Linked DNA regions of Mus musculus: region 2 is linked to region 1. The links are chromatin loops, found by intact Hi-C in ENCODE. Cell type or tissue: heart. All regions are shown on one strand. Links, peaks and the distances in the headings refer to the core of each region. The heading gives the core; the rest is flanking DNA.

What was found. A loop is a pair of places that touch in the nucleus more often than their neighbours do. Peaks named below come from ENCODE experiments on the same cell type or tissue, not always from the same donor. Only the 100,000 strongest peaks of a DNase experiment are listed, where the experiment ranks them.
Region 2: a loop joins it to region 1, with 2.1 times the contacts of the local background. A loop is called at or near these places in 2 of 42 quality-filtered maps.

What each region holds. Positions count from the first base shown.
Region 1 is chr7:4,792,543-4,800,201 of GRCm38, reverse strand. Rpl28 (ribosomal protein L28) reads right to left here and starts at 7,237. Exons shown (of 5, transcript NM_009081.2): 1 at 7,204-7,237; 2 at 6,793-6,881; 3 at 6,576-6,699; 4 at 6,020-6,138; 5 at 5,655-5,784. The coding sequence starts at 6,873. The coding sequence ends at 5,695. In heart, for the core only: a CTCF peak has its summit at 4,001 (motif pointing right); no DNase peak of the experiment used is centred there; H3K4me3 peaks cover 436 bases.
Region 2 is chr7:4,443,627-4,451,285 of GRCm38, reverse strand. It overlaps Rdh13 (retinol dehydrogenase 13 (all-trans and 9-cis)), which reads left to right and starts at 5,629. Exons shown (of 7, transcript NM_175372.4): 1 at 5,629-5,839; 2 at 6,965-7,083. The coding sequence starts at 5,775. In heart, for the core only: a CTCF peak has its summit at 3,948 (motif pointing right); a DNase peak (open chromatin) is centred at 5,595; H3K4me3 peaks cover 1,226 bases; H3K27ac peaks cover 1,204 bases.

The DNA of each region.
Region 1 (7,659 bases), core at 1,815-5,814:
GTAGACCAGGCTGGCCTCGAACTCATAAATCCACCTGCCCCTGCCTCCTGAGTGCTGGGATTAAAGGCGTGCGCCACGCCCAGCCTCACCAATAACATTTTTTTAAAAAGATTTATTTATTATTATATGTAAGTACACTGTAGCTGTCTTCAGACACTCCAGATGAGTCAGATCTTGTTACAGATGGTTGTGAGCCACCATGTGGTTGCTGGGATTTGTACTCTGGACCTTCAGAAGAGCAGTCGGGTGCTCTTACCCACTGAGCCATCTCGCCAGCCCACCAATAACATTTTTAAAAGTGTATAACAAGTATCATATTCTCTTTTCTCTCGTACATGCTCTTCTGTTCAGAGCTTTTCCAGACTATGTAAAATCAAAACAAAATAAAAAGCAAGGCAACATGCATTATACATGACACACTGCTGTTTCTGCCAGCTTCAGATGCCCCAAAGGAGGGCTGTAAACACCTTATGAATATGACCCATTCAAAACTGCAAAAACTACAACCGGCAAGATGTTTCCTTTGGTTTCAAATGCTTGCTACCCAGGCCTGAGAACTTGAATTTGTTCCCAAAGCCCACATTAATGTGGACGAACTGACTCCATAGGGTTGTCACACATTTGCTGTGCCCACACAACATTTCACACACATACACACTAAATATTTTAAAGGTATTTTTAGAAGACAGATGACATATTTGTTACTGTGTGTATGTAGGTCAGGGGACAACTTATGAAAGTCAGCTCTCTCCTTTAATCACGTGGGCTCCATGGATTGAACTCAGGTTGTCATGGAGAGCAAAAGCCCCTACTACTAGATAGATGAACTATCTAGCCATGCTCCCCAACCTCCATTTTAAGACAGGGTCTCACTATGTAGCCCTGGCTGGCCTGGAATACATTATGTAGATCAGGCCTCCAACTCGGAGATTAAGTTGCTTCATCTCATGTGATTAAATGCATGTGCCACCAAACCATGTCTCTCATTCTATTTTTAATGCAAAAAGGTGGTGGTGGAGGAGGGGGAGCTGGAATGATGGCTCCGTGGTGAAGAGGACTTGAGTTCAATTCCCAGTACGCACATGGTAGCTCATAGCAGTCTGCTAACTCTGGTTCCAGCGGATCTGAACCCTTTGACCTCCACAGGTACCAAGCACATTACGTGGTACACATGAATATAGGCAAAACCCTCATATATGTAAAAGTAAATCTTTTAAAATACCTTAGCCTGGGGAGAGAGTTCACAGGATAGTGTACTTGCCACACAAGGGTGAGGATCTCAGTTCAGATCCCCACAAGCCTTATAAATGTGCTTAAGTACTCACACTGTTGTTAGGTCGCAAAGAGATCCAGAAGATGTCTCACCCACCCCTACCTCTCCTCCAGCCTGTCATCTCTATGTAAGTACCATTTTGGATACAAGCCACTTTGCTCTCTTGGTCCATGACTCCTCTCTTGCCAGGATCCATACACACATCAAACGCACAATTTTCACATGTACTGTTTTTGTGAGCATGTGTGGGCATGTGAAGCAATGTGCATGCAGAGGTTGGAGAATAGCCTGCAGGAGTTGCTTCTCTCCTACATATGCTTTCCAGGGATAGAATTCAGGTCCTCAGGCTTGGAGCCAAGCTCCCTTACTTATTTCCTGAGCCATCTTGCCAGCCCAAATATTTTAAGTTTGAAAGATTGCTGTTATAAGTCCTGGGTCACCTGAGACTACACAGAGAAATCCTATCTTAAAAACAAACAAATTGCTGTAGTTCTGCATTGGAATAATTCATTCTCATCCTATCTCTTGGGCACCCAGTTCCTTAATCTTATTTTGGGAGGAAAGTCTGTATGAATGCACAACGTTTAAACATGCGGGTTGAGGAGATGGCTCAAGAACAGGATGACTTGGGTTGTTTGGTTTTTTCTTGGTTTTTCGAGACAGGGTTTCTTTGTGTAGCCCTGGCTGTCCTGGAACTCACTCTGTAGACCAGGCTGGCCTCCAACTCAGAAATCTGCCTGCCTCTGCCTCCAAAGTGCTGGGATTAAAGGCGTGCAGCACCACGCCCGGCTTTAGGACAGTTTTGCATGTACAGAAAAATTGTGAAAGTTGCTAGGTACACTCAGCCCATACTAGTCTGAGACACAATTTAAAAACAATTTTGTTTATAGATTGCATTCCTACAGTTGGATCTCTGTATATGCTCAGTATAGGTAAGGCAAGGACTGGGGATAGGCTGTACAGTACAGATTAACTCAGCTGAGCTGGCTCAAACACTGCTCATGCCAAAAAGACTTGTCCTGGAGAGATCTGAGGCCTTGGATTGTCCTGCTGGTAAATGTTATCCATCTGCCTGATTAATGATTATCACTATCAATTTGACTTCTGGGGAGGGAAACTCCTTTGTGTGTGTGCTCTCTGCCTACCAACCGGCTCCCAACCCTAAGCAACTCTGGTATTTTGATGTATTATACACAGATGCTGGGAACTATTTCCTATGGGATTCCATCGGGGTCAGTGGTGAAGTTAATAGAAACTGGAAGAAACGCTATTGAAGAGGATCTGTCTCTTGCTCGTTCCGTGACAAGCATTTACCGAGCACCTCTTTGGATGCAGTGCAGAAGTTACAAGGTTGGTTCCCTCATGTTTCATATATATGAAACACACACAAACGTACATACATATTTGTGTATCTGTGAGAATGTGCATGTGAACAGAAGTGCCTGTGGAGCCCAATGGCAATGATTCTCTGGAGTTACAGAAGCCTGACATGGGTTCTTGGGAAAGAAACTGGGTCCTTTGCAGGAGCAAGTGGTCTTTACTAAGCCATCCCTCCAAGTGCTCATGAGCATTCTAAGTGTGCAGGCTGTGGTTGAACTAATTAGTAAACAGATCAACAAGGAAATGCAAGTGGGCCTCCTGACCAATTCTAGTTGCACAAAAACCTACCTCCATTCCCAAAGACTTACAGCTGAGCCTGCTCAGCCATGCAAGGAAACACAGGGAGGCACGCCAAGTAACCTACAGGACATTAAACCTGGTGGAAAAGACTCATTTTTTCTTTCCGGTTTTTCGAGACAGGGTTTCTCTGTATAGCCCTGGCTGTCCTGGAAAAAGACTGATTTTTATGTGATGGTGCAAACTGTATTCCCAACAGAGGCAGCCTGTTATACTACACTGCTATGCAGGCCAGTGAGGGAAGGGACAGCAGGGTTCAAATCCTCAGCACCCACAGGAGAAAGCCAGTCATAGCGGAGATCGGGATCAGCATACGCCTTTAATCCCAGGAGACAGGAGGATCCGAGTTCCAGGCCAGCCTGGTCTGCATAGTGAGTTTCAGGACAGCCAGGGCAACAGACACTGAACCTGTCTCATTAAAATCGATAAAAATTAAGCTCAATAGTGGCAGCATATGCCTTAAATCCCAGCACAAGAGCCAGTTCCAGGACAGGCAGAGTTACACTGAGAAAACAAAAAATTGTTTACAAAGCTAGTCATGGACTAACAAGATAGTTTAGTGAAAGCAGGGCGTGGTGGCACACACCTTTAATCCCAGCACTTGGGAGGTAGAGGCAGGTGGATTTCTGAGTTGGAGGCCAGCCTGGTCCACAAAGTGAGTTCCAGGACAGTCAGGGCTACACAGAGAAACCCTGTCTCGAAAAACAAAAAAAAGCTTAGTAAAAGGAGCTTGCCCTCAAGGCTGGCAACCTGAGTTTGACCTCCAGAATCCACCTAAAAGTATAGGAATAAAACCATGTATTGTCCTCTGACCTCCCCATGTGCAAACTGATTCATGGACAACAGAGCCAGATGCTGCCACACAGCTGTACTGTACTCCCAGCACAAAGGTGGGCAGAGACAAGCTGGGGGTTGCTGACTTCCGAGCCTAAATCCAATTCAATGGGACTGTCTTAAAAGGAACAATCAGGACACCATCCTCCTCTGACCTCCTGCATGTACCACATTGGCTTTTTTACATTCATTTGAGTCCTAAGTCTGCATGTACACCTGTGTGCCAGAAGAGGGCATCAGATCCCATTATAGATGGTGTGATCCAAAGCTGAATACTGAGAAATGAGGTCAGAACTCTCTGGAAGAGCAGCCAGTGCTTAACTGCTGAGCCTTCCCTCTAGCCCCTACACATGCTTTTTCAAAGAGGGTGAATTCACCTTATTTACACCCCAATAAAAATGAGTATAAGTTAAAAAAAATATTTTCCCGTCGATAGGTCAACAGGGTGGACTGCTGCCAAGAACGCTATGCTCACCAGCATCTCAAAACATAAGGGTCTCAGTTCACTTCAGTGAGCTGAGCCAGGGTCTATCAGTGGGGAGAGAGGTGCCATGAGTTAAACTTGGGTTAAAAATAGTTCAAGGGGGGGCTGGCAAGATGGCTCAGTGGTTAAGAGCGTCGACTGCTCTTCCGAAGGTTGTGAGTTCAAATCCCAGCAACCACATGGTGGCTCATAACCATCCATAACGAAATCTGATCCCCTCTTCTGGAGTATCTGAGGACAGCTACAGTGTACTTACATATAATAAATAAATCTTTAAAAAAAAAAATAGTTCAAGGGGCTGGAAATGGCAACAGTTAAGAGCAATGACTGCTCTTTCGAAGGTCCTGAGTTCAAATCCCAGCAACCACATGATGGCTCATAGCCATCCATAATGAGATCTGATGCCCTCCTTTGGTGTGTCTGAAGACAGGTACAGAGTACTTACATATAATAAAATCTTAAAAAAAAAAAAAAAAAAGAAAAGAAAATAGTTCAAGTCGGACTGGAATGGACAATGATCCAGTTGGGACCAAAGCCCAGGCAGCACTTTGGCCTGAGTTGTGTAGCAGCGACAAAAATCCAGCAAAAATGGTATGGGTACTATTTTGCATGTGAGCCTCAAGTTTTCCAGGAAATGCTAGTACTGGCTGGAAGGGGCAAGAAATGGCCACTGAGTCCCTCAGTACACCTGTATACTCACTTTACTTACCCACCCACCCAGATAGACTTACAATGGCTGATTTCTGAGATGTGGTCGTCTCTATAGCCCTGGGTATTCTCGGAGTTGCTTTATAAACAAGGCTGGCCTTAGTCACCTGCTTCAGCCTACCAGAATGCTGAGATTACAAATATAAAGGACATGCATTTGGTAAACACTAGACTTTGTTGACATTTTCTAAGGTCAGCAATTCACACTGAAATTCTACTGCAGCAGCACAAAGTCCCAGCTGACACCCACCAGAATGTTTCCTTCAGGAGTATCACTGTTTCACACATCAGAGCATCTGATAACTGAAGACTTCACTCTGAAACCGGGTATTGAACCTCCCATTTCCTTCTTATAAGGAGGCTTGTCAACTGAAGGGTGGGGGCCTTATCTGGGTCAGTGGACTAAGACCTGGTGAGACAGCCTCAAGCTCAGGATATCTGACAGTGTCAGCAGCTAAGAACCCTGAAGTCATTTACCCTCACTCCTGTTTCCACAGGAATCAACTGAATGTCCTGCACAAGCCGCTCTCACTCCTGTTGGTACCCAGATGGCCCTGAACAGCTTCTATCCCCAACAACCCTCACTCCAGATGAACAAGTTCTAATAGCTTTGATAGCACAACTAAAGACAGCGCAGAGCCACAGCTCAATGAGCACAAAACATTTTGGAGGCCTAATGGAAGTCAGTGGACTCTTTATTGCTTCGGGCGTGTGGGGCTCAGGAGCTCTTGGTGGGGCGGGTCCGTTTCCTCTTCACCACCACAGGCTTCTGGCTTCGAAGGATGGCACTGGCCCTGCGGATGGCCGCCTGAGGACAGGACAAGGAACTTAGCTCACAAACTCAAAAGACACTCCCATTTACTGCTGCTTGTTTCCTAGGACTCCGGGGAGGCAGGGTGTGTGTGTGTGTGTGTGTGTGTGTGAGTGATCAAAAGTCCCGAGTCTAGCTCCAGCTAGGCAGAGCCAAGCACCCAGGCCTGCATGCAGCCCCTCAGGTTTAGTACCAGCTGCCCCCCTGCCTTAAGTACCCATCCATTACTCACCATACGCAGATCAGGGCGGTACTTGTTCTTTCGGATCATGTGTCTGATGCTGCTGAGGGTAGCCCGAGCATTCTTGTTGATGGTGGTCCTCACATAAGAAGTGGCAGGTTTTCGCTGACCTGGTAAGGAAAGCCTAGGAATCAGTCCATCTGCATGAGCCCTTCAGAGCATCTGCCTGATGGAACACAGAGCCTCTCTGAAGACCATGCTCACCCCATCTTCCCTCCAGCCCATTCAGTACATCCCTTAGGTGACTGTCACAGGTAAGTCTTAAAGCCCGGGAAAATCCCATCCCTCTTTAGGAACCTCCCAGATACAGGAGGGACATAGCGCATGCACTTAATCCAAGCACTCAGGAAGCAGAGGCAGGTGGATCTCTGAGTTCTAGACCAACCTGATGTAGAGTTCCAGGACATTGAGGTCTACATAGAGAAACTGTACTTAAGTTTCTCTCTACACTTCTTAATTTAAAGATCACCTTACACAGCCGGGAAGTCAGAGGAAGGGCAGTTCTGGACCCTGGAAAAAGGGAGCGCTATCGTGTGCAAAGGCTCACCGGATCTGCGTTTCATAACTACCACGACCCCTTTGCCATCGGCGGCCGGCTCCACTCCGACGGTCTTGCGGTGAATTAGCCCGTTGTAGCGGAAGGAGTTTCGGGCTTTCAGATTATTTGGCTCCTGGGGAATAGGTGTACACGATGTTAAGTTAAGGCCCGGAGGCTCCGATACGCAAAAGAGCCACAGTGCCCCTCACACGCGGGCCCGACTCACCGTGCTGTACGTCTGCTTATTCCTCTTGATCAAGAAACTGGAGCAGTTCCGGACGACCATCCACTGCAGATGCGCGGACATGGCGGCGGCTGGGGAGAAGCCGGGGGGGGGGGGGGTGTGAAAGATGTCAGAAAGAAGCAGGCCGTGGACAGGCGGCTGGGTAAGCGGCAGCACCGTTGGGAAAAAGCGAGCAAGAGCTTTACACGGCCGAGGAAAGGGTGAGCAAAGGAGGCAGGCCGAGCTAACACCGCGGAGACTTAGAAGGGGGAAGGGACGCTGAGGCCCCACTTCCGGTGGGGAATGAGGGCAGCGAATGGTGCTTGGGTACAAGGAGAGAAAGCCCAGGCAGGAGACCGAGGCCGTGGGAGCGAGATGGCGGCCACGCGGGACGGACAGAGGCCTCACACTCACCTCCTCTCCCTATGGCGGCCGGAGACGGAAAGAGAGACACGAGAGGCGGGACGACACCTTTAAAATGGCAACGCATTTCCGCTTCCTCCCGTGGCGCGCCTGAACTCGGCTACCCAGCTTCCTCTGGGCCTTGGGTTCCGCCTCCGAGTCTTTTTGACTCGGGAACCTTCGGAGCTCTTCGTCTGAAGGTCCCGGCGAGTTCTCGCGGTGCGTACCGTGATGAGGCGCCGGGGTGGGGTAGGAAGTTTTCGGAACTCGGTGACTCGGTTTTCGTGAGGATCCAAAAGCAGAGAGAGTTCCTAGAGCTATGTTCCCATCGCATCACCCTGATCTGTTCAGTCTGCACTTAGCGCATGGTGGGCACTAATACATATTTTGAAAAAAAAAAACGGTTTTGCGCCCTTGTCTAGTAGATTTCGAGGTGGGATCCTCCAGCCTCAGCCTGTGGATGCAAAT
Region 2 (7,659 bases), core at 2,233-6,232, 350 kb after region 1:
TGTTCCCTCTCCAAGTGTTTATTAAGCATTTATTCTATGCCAGGTATTGTGGTATGTTTCAGGGATAGAGATTTAAATGAAACTGCACAGAGCGGCTCTCCTTAAGTTCAATGCTGGCAGGAGACACCTGCACATTCAGAAAACTCCAGATCTTATCATGCAGCTCAGAACACGACTTGAAATTTATAAAGCATTTGTTTCTAGAATTTTCCATTTGGTGTTTTGAGCCAAAGATTAATCTTGTGTGTCTGAAGCTGTGGAAGGCACGTCTGTGGGCAGGGAATGCACTACTGCATAGCTTTCATCTGGGACTGAAGACAGCTGCTCCACTGCTGCCATCACAACTGTCCTCCAGCCAGCAGGAAGGAAGGAGGAGGAAGAGAAGGAGGAAGAGGAAGAGGAGGAGGAGGGGGAGGAAGGGTGGGTACCGTTCCAGTGCTAGGTCTAGTACCATGAGCAAGGAGGGAAGAATAGATCCTGGGGTACAGCTAAACACATGTGGAGGTAGCTGATGCTGGAGCTGTTGCTCCTCTTCAGTCTATAGTCTGAATCTGAGCCTGAAAAAAAGCAGTTATGACAAATACACACACACACACACACACACACACACACACACACACACACACACACACACACATACACACACACACACACACACAGAGAGAGAGAGAGAGAGAGAGAGAGAGAGACATGAAAACAAAAAGCAAAGTGAGCAAACAAACACCTCCCCAGTCATGAAAACAGTCACCTTGCTCATGACCTTTCATTTCTCTGTGGCTCCCCAATACCCTCCAAGCCACAGACAAGCTTTGCAACCTGGCCTTAAAGTCATAATCTAGGTCCTTTTTTTGAGGACTGCAGACTCATCTCTTCCATCTATGCAATGTCACCCCAAAATCAAGCTGCCACCTCCTCCCCACTTTAGATGCATCTCTGCCTTCTGCTTCTTGCCTAGTTCTTCTCACATTTGGAAGCACCCTTCCTGGCCAGCGGTGTGTCCTGCCTCCCTGCCCAGGCCTCCTCTGCCCTCTCCAGGGTTGCCTCCAGCCTATCTTTGCCCAGGCTCTGTGGTCCTGGCAGGCAACATCACCAACTCTCCTTTTTTTTTTTTTTTGTCTTTCTTCTTTCCATCCCCAGTCCTCCTTTCTCACCCAGCCTTGGTTCCTCCATCTCTCGCCTCTCTTCTCTTCTCTGGGTTATTGGAACATGAGTGGAGTGCTTGGTGTGTGGTATGTTAGATTTACGAGGCAGCTTAAAGAGACAGGGTACTGGCCTCGACAGACTGGACTGTTTATTTCTAACAGTCAGGGGCTGATACATCAGAAAAGGGGTCTGCCAAAAAAGGGAAGGGATACTTGGAGTTTATATGGGAGGTTTGGAACATGGGACGTTAACACAGCTTCAGGTAGCCAAATGCTAAGTCTGCAATTCCTCCTGGAATTGTTTGTCCAGACAAGGCTATTTTATGTTTAGAAGCCGCCTTGCCCCAGCTATCAGGATGTGGATCATAGTGGGAGACTGAGTTTGGCAACTCAGTGATGGGAAAGGGGTTGGAGTTTCAACATAGGACCTTTGTCTGGGTCTGACAGAGTTTGCTCAAGGTTTATTCTAACAAGATGTACTGATAAACAGAATATGTGTTTTACCAGCTGTGGCCATGTAACAAATGACTTCATTATCCAGTAGCTTCAAACAAGGGCCTCTCTGGGAGCTGAGGATCTAGCTCAGTTGGTAGATTGCTTGTCTACCATTCATGAACAAAGCCATGGGTTTGATTCCCAGTACTGTGTTAAATAGGTAAGTTTTCCTAGCACTTAGAATGCTCAGTCAGGAACCACAGTGTTAGCATGTTAACGTTTCTTCTAGGCTCCACCCAGCAGTTACCTAGCAACAGTCAGGTATGAGAGCCTGGCTTCCTATAAAAAGACTGGGCTTTCTGGAGCTCTGACTCCTACTTCTGATCTCTCCCCCTGACCCCTTCCCCCATTCTCTCGACATGTGTTCTTGGTCAGCCTCTCCCTTCCCCTTCCCTTCCCCCTCCCCCTCCTTCTCTCCTCCTCCTCCTCTTCCTCCTCCTCCTCCCTCTCTCTTTCCTCTCTGCTCTTTTTATCTGTCTCTACTCCTTTCTCAACTCCCCTTCTCATGCCCCCAAATAAACTCTATTTTATACTAGACCCATTGTATGGCTGGTACCTCAAGGGGTGGGGATGCCTCAGCATGGGCCTGCTGAGGCACCCCCTCCTGCTGCATCATACCTTGTTTTACAAAACATATCACCCAGCACTGTACAAACCAAATGTGGTGGGTAGAGTGGGGTGGAGGCAGGAGAATTGGGAGTTCAGGGTCATCCTCAGCTACACAGGGAGTCTGAGCCACACTTTCAAAAACAAGGGTTGGAGGTGGAGGGAGGAAGAAAGGAAAGAAGGGAGGGAGGGAGGGAGGGAGGGAGAGAGAGAGAGAGAGAGAGAGAGAGAGAGAGAGAGAGAGAGAGAGAGAGAGAGAGAAAGGTAGGGAGGAAGTGAGGGAGGGGAGGAGGGACTGAGAGAGACCTTTTCTGGATGTCTTGAAACTTCTGCCCTGGGAAATCAGAGGACCCTATGGAGGACTACTCTCAGCACCTGGGACAGCACCCAGTGTGCACCATTTTTTTTTTTTCTTGACAATATCAATCTTGGCAAAGGGTGCAGAGTCAACCTGAAGTGCACAGAGACATTCCACCCACCTTGGGTGTGTCTCGGAATTGGACAGGAGGTCTTCAAAAGCAGAACTTTGCTTGCATCTTCCTCTTTGTAATAACCGCGTTCTAGGCAGCCCATGTTCTGGAACTCACTATGGAACAGGTTCTTGTAACAAATGCCTTCTTGACATTTTCTTTTTTTCCAAATTGCATGGTAGGGGCTGGCAAACTGTCTCTCTGCTTGTTTTCCACATAAAGCTTTATTGCAACATAGATGCAGTGGTTTGTTTGTGCATCGTCTGTGTCTGCTTCCTGCTTCTGTGGAGGAGTGGCTGCAATCCCAGGGCAGTTGAGAGGACTAAGAGCATTCTCAGTAGGAGTCTGTTCTAGGAGTAGATGATTTTAGGCTGAATGCACTCAAGGTTGTCCTCAACTACATAGTGAGTTAGAGACCAGCCTAGACTACAAGAGGCCCTGTTTCCAAACAAACAAACAAAACAAAAAATGTAGCACCCACTGTGGTTTTTCTGCTTGTCTTCTTCTTACCATTTTAGTCAGATGAAACACCATGATCAAAGCAAGTTGAAGAAGAAAGGATTTATTGACTTACATGTCCATATCATGTTCATCATCATAGGAAGTCAAGACAGGAACTCAAACGGGGCAGGAACCGGGAGGGAGGAGCTGATGCAGAGGCCGTGAAGGAGTGCTGCTGGCTGGTGTGCTCTCAACATTCTTATCTTCTAAGCTTCCACAGAGCAGCCCACTAAGCTCTCAACACTCAAAGGCCCAGAGTTCCAAGGTTCTTTCACAATCCTCCCTGAAACACATGGTCAGGTCTGTCACAGCAACACCCAACTCCAGGTGCCAATTTTCCAACCACGGTCTTTCCAAGTCCATTGTTTCACTGTCATTGGAGTGTCATTCTTCAGGATTCTGGTACACACTGAAGACCAGCCTCTTGGACTGAACAACTACTGAATTCTTTGGTCATTGGTAGACAGCCATTGTTGGACTAGCTGGATCACAGCCTGTAATCCTTTCTAATTATCCTCTTCCTCCCCAACTCGCTTTTGGTCATGGTGTTTTATCATAGCAATAGTAACCCTAACTAGGACACCTCCTCACATTTGTGGTAGATGAAGGCTCTCAGACATTTGAAAAACACTCTTTTTAAATGAAAAGTTATTTATTTATCTTATGTGTGAATGTTGTACCTGCTTGAGTTGTCTCTGAGCCATTTTTGTGCAGTGCCTGGGAAGGCCAGAAGAGGGCGTCTGAATCCCTGAAACTGGAGTTAGACATGGTTGTTGGGTGCTGGGGTCCTCTGCAGCAGCAGCAAGTGCCACTGACCTACCTTTCCAGTCCCAGGAGAATCAGCCTTTACTGTTACTGTCAGGGAAACTGTGTGGTAAGGATTGAATTCAGTAGCTGTGCTTGGAACACAAGAGGTGTTAAGTAAGTTGCAAGAAGTTGTGAGTGAGCACTCACAAGTGCACACTAAGGCCAGTTGTTCTTTTTTTCTTTTGGAATGACCAATCATTTCCTAAGTATAACTTCTTACAAAGGGAATGTCTGGGTCAATAGTATACACGGATCATCCTGTGACAGGTGTCTGACTAGACTTTCAGGAACACCAGATAATTGACTCCCACCAACAGGGAGTTTCCCCTGATCCTTGCCAACACTGAATATTTATTATAATGTTGCCAATCTGATAATTGAAAAATATTTATCTCCTTGTCACCTTCATGAAGACAAACAGGTGTCAAGTGTGCTGACATTTTCTAGTGACAGGATGTATTTGTCCACTGTCTATAGCCTTTTTCCTAACTTCCTTTCTTTTCCTTCCTTCCTTCCTTCCTTCCTTCCTTCCTTCCTTCCTTCCTTCCTTCCTTCCTTCTGTCCGTTCGTCTGTTTGTCTGTCTGTCTTCCTTTCCTCCTCTCCTGCTTCTAGACACTAACACTTTAGTATGTTTTAAATATATTATTCTTTCCTTTTGGTGTATAAGTGTGTGGACACATACATGCCGTGGTGGAAGGTCAGAGGACAACTTTTGGGAGTTGATTTTATCTTTCCACCATGTTCTAGGAATCAAACACAAGTTGCAAAGCTTGTATGACAAGTGTCTCTACCCCATGCACCATCTCACTGTTGTTTTAAAGCCAGTATCCTTCTTTTCCTTCAAATCCAATGGTCCAGGTCTCAGTTTCCTCCCTCAGATCCAAAGCCCACACCCCAGACTTCCACTCTTAAACACAAGAGTCCAAATCCTACCCTTCTCCCTCAGACTCAGGAATCTATACTTCACCCTCCTCCCTCAGACCCAGGGGTCCAGGTCCCAGCCTTCTTCCCTCCTTCACAAGGCCTACACAGAAAGTGCTACCATTAACTATTATTTAGAGGAGAAAAACCATGGTTCATTCTACAGGGTCTCGATGTCTGGAAATGGAAATGCTTGGTACCAAACTATCTATCTATCTACTTTATTTATTTTCTTCCTCCCAGATAGTATTCTTCTGCATGGATCTGGCTTCCTAGAACTCCCTCTGTAGAACAGGCTGGCCACAAACTTATGGGTTTGCCTGCTCCTGTCTCCGTAATGCTGGGATTAAACGCGAGCACCACTACCACCCAGCTACTATTTTTTTTATTTCTTCCTTCTTTCCTTCCTTCTTTCCTTCCTTCCTTCCTTCCTTCCTTCCTTCCTTCCTTCCTTCCTCCCTCCCTCCCTCCCTCCCTCCCTCCCTCCCCCCCTCTTTCTCTCTCTCTCTCTCTCTCTCTCTCTTTTTCTTCCCGAACTTCAGGACGCCCTTGGATTGGTTGAGTGTGATGACATTTGATCTGGTAGCTGACACGCCTGTCAACCTCGGCCGCATTCCATCTCCAGAAACTACGTTTCCCAGCATTAAGTGCGCCATGGGCCTACTTCCTAAAGCCCCGCCTCCACATCTGGTCACTCCCCATAGCCGGGTTCTGGTGGCTGTGTGATTCCACGTTCACGCTACTCGAGCGCACGTGGGTTCCTGGGCAGCGCGTTCGTCCGCGGAGTGGCCTGGAGTGCAGACCCACGGACACCCTTTTCCCCAGCCTGGGATGAGCCGCTTTCTGCTGCCGGTGTCCGTAGTGGGCACGGTGATCGGCGGCACCGTGCTGCTCAAGTGAGTCTGCGCGTCTTCTCTGCGCGCTTGGTGGTAGGTTTGCGACAGGGGAATGCCAAACAAGGCCAGAGAAGTATCCCTTGTCCTAAGTCCTCGGACGAATTCTTCCCGCTCACTAGTATGGCTTTTCCGGGAGAGGAGGGCGGGTCACCTCTTCAAGGTCACCTAGGGAGAAGGGGTGGAGCATGGATCTTGTGCTCATTTTATCTCTGGACCACTCCTTCTCTACCCTTTCCTCTTTGCCCAGCCTGTTTGCCTCCCCTTCCTTCCTTTCTTCCCTTTCCTCTCCTCCCCCGTCCTTCTTTCCTTCCTTGCGTTTTTCAGACTGGGTCTCACCATGAAGCCTTGGCTGGCCTGGAACTCGTTATATTGACCAGGCTGATTTTGAATTCACGAGAGATCTGCCTCTGCCTCCTGAGTGCTGGGACCAAGGACATGCGTGTCTGTCACCGCTAACAGCTTACATGAGGTGTTTCCCTCCCCGCCCCCCCCCCCCCCGCATGTATGCATATGCTATGCTTTCGGAGGTTAAAAGAAGATGTTAGATCCCGTGGAACTGGAGTTATTGTGAGTCACCGTGTGGGGTGCTGGGAGCTGATCCTGGGTCCTCTGTAAGAGCAGCAGTGCTCTTACTGCTGAGACATCTCTCCAGCTTCTTGATGTATACACACCCGCTTCCCAATCATTGTTCTCCAACTTCCATGGACCCCTTCTGACACATGCTCCTTCCAACGTCATGCATTCTGTCTGTCTGTCTGTCTATCCATCCATCCATCTATAGACAAGGCAGCATGTAGCCTAGGCTGGCCTTGAGCTTGCTCTGTAGTCGAGGATGATGACCTTAAATTCCTGGTATTCCTGCCATTGCCTCCTGAGTACTGGGCTTGCAAGTGTGTACCACCACTTCTGGCTATTGTCTTTTGTTTTTATAAAAGTATGAATAAATGATTGTTACCTCTTGGAGATGTTCCAACGTATAATCCTTTTCTGAGGCCATGACGAGGACTCCCGTGTGTTTGGGTGCTTTGGTGATGGATGTGAGCTTACGAGTGCTTTGCCCCAGCTCATAAATCTTGAGGCAGGCACGAGGCAGACAGAACTCACTGTGCTGTTTCTCACCTTCAGGGACTATGTCGCTGGTGGGGCTTGTCCCAGCAAGGCCACCATACCTGGGAAGACTGTTATCGTGACAGGAGCCAACACAGGCATCGGGAAACAAACTGCTTTGGAGCTGGCTAAAAGAGGTAAGAGCAGCCCCTGCTCTGGGGTTTGAAGAGTTATGTGCACACTGTTGTGTGCACAATGTTGTGTATGGCAGCCTTGTTTATAATACCTCGAAGGCAGAAGCATTCCAGGTGTCAATTTGCAGACAAATAAACAGAATACGGCTCATCCATACAGTGGAATATTACTATGCTTTCAAAAGGAAAGGAATTCAGACATGCTTCTGTGTGATGATTCTACAGGATGTTGTGCTAAGTGAATAAAGGCAGACACCACACACACACACACACACACACACACACCCCAACAGCTACATAATTCACATTCTCAAAACTATCCAAAACCAAACCTGTTTTTATTATGTAGTGTGTGTATGTTGGGCTGGAGTGGGTCTGAGTTTGCCATCTGTGTAGACAACCATGGAAGCTGGTTTTCTCCTTCTGCTCTGTAGGTCCTGACATTGAACCCTGGTCCTCAGACTTAGCAGTAAGTGCTGTGGCCTGTTGAGCCAATTGCCAGCCTCAGTATTTGCATATCTTGATATGTTTGCTTTGTGTGTATAGGGGGGAGGTGGGTACACATGTGCATATGCGTGC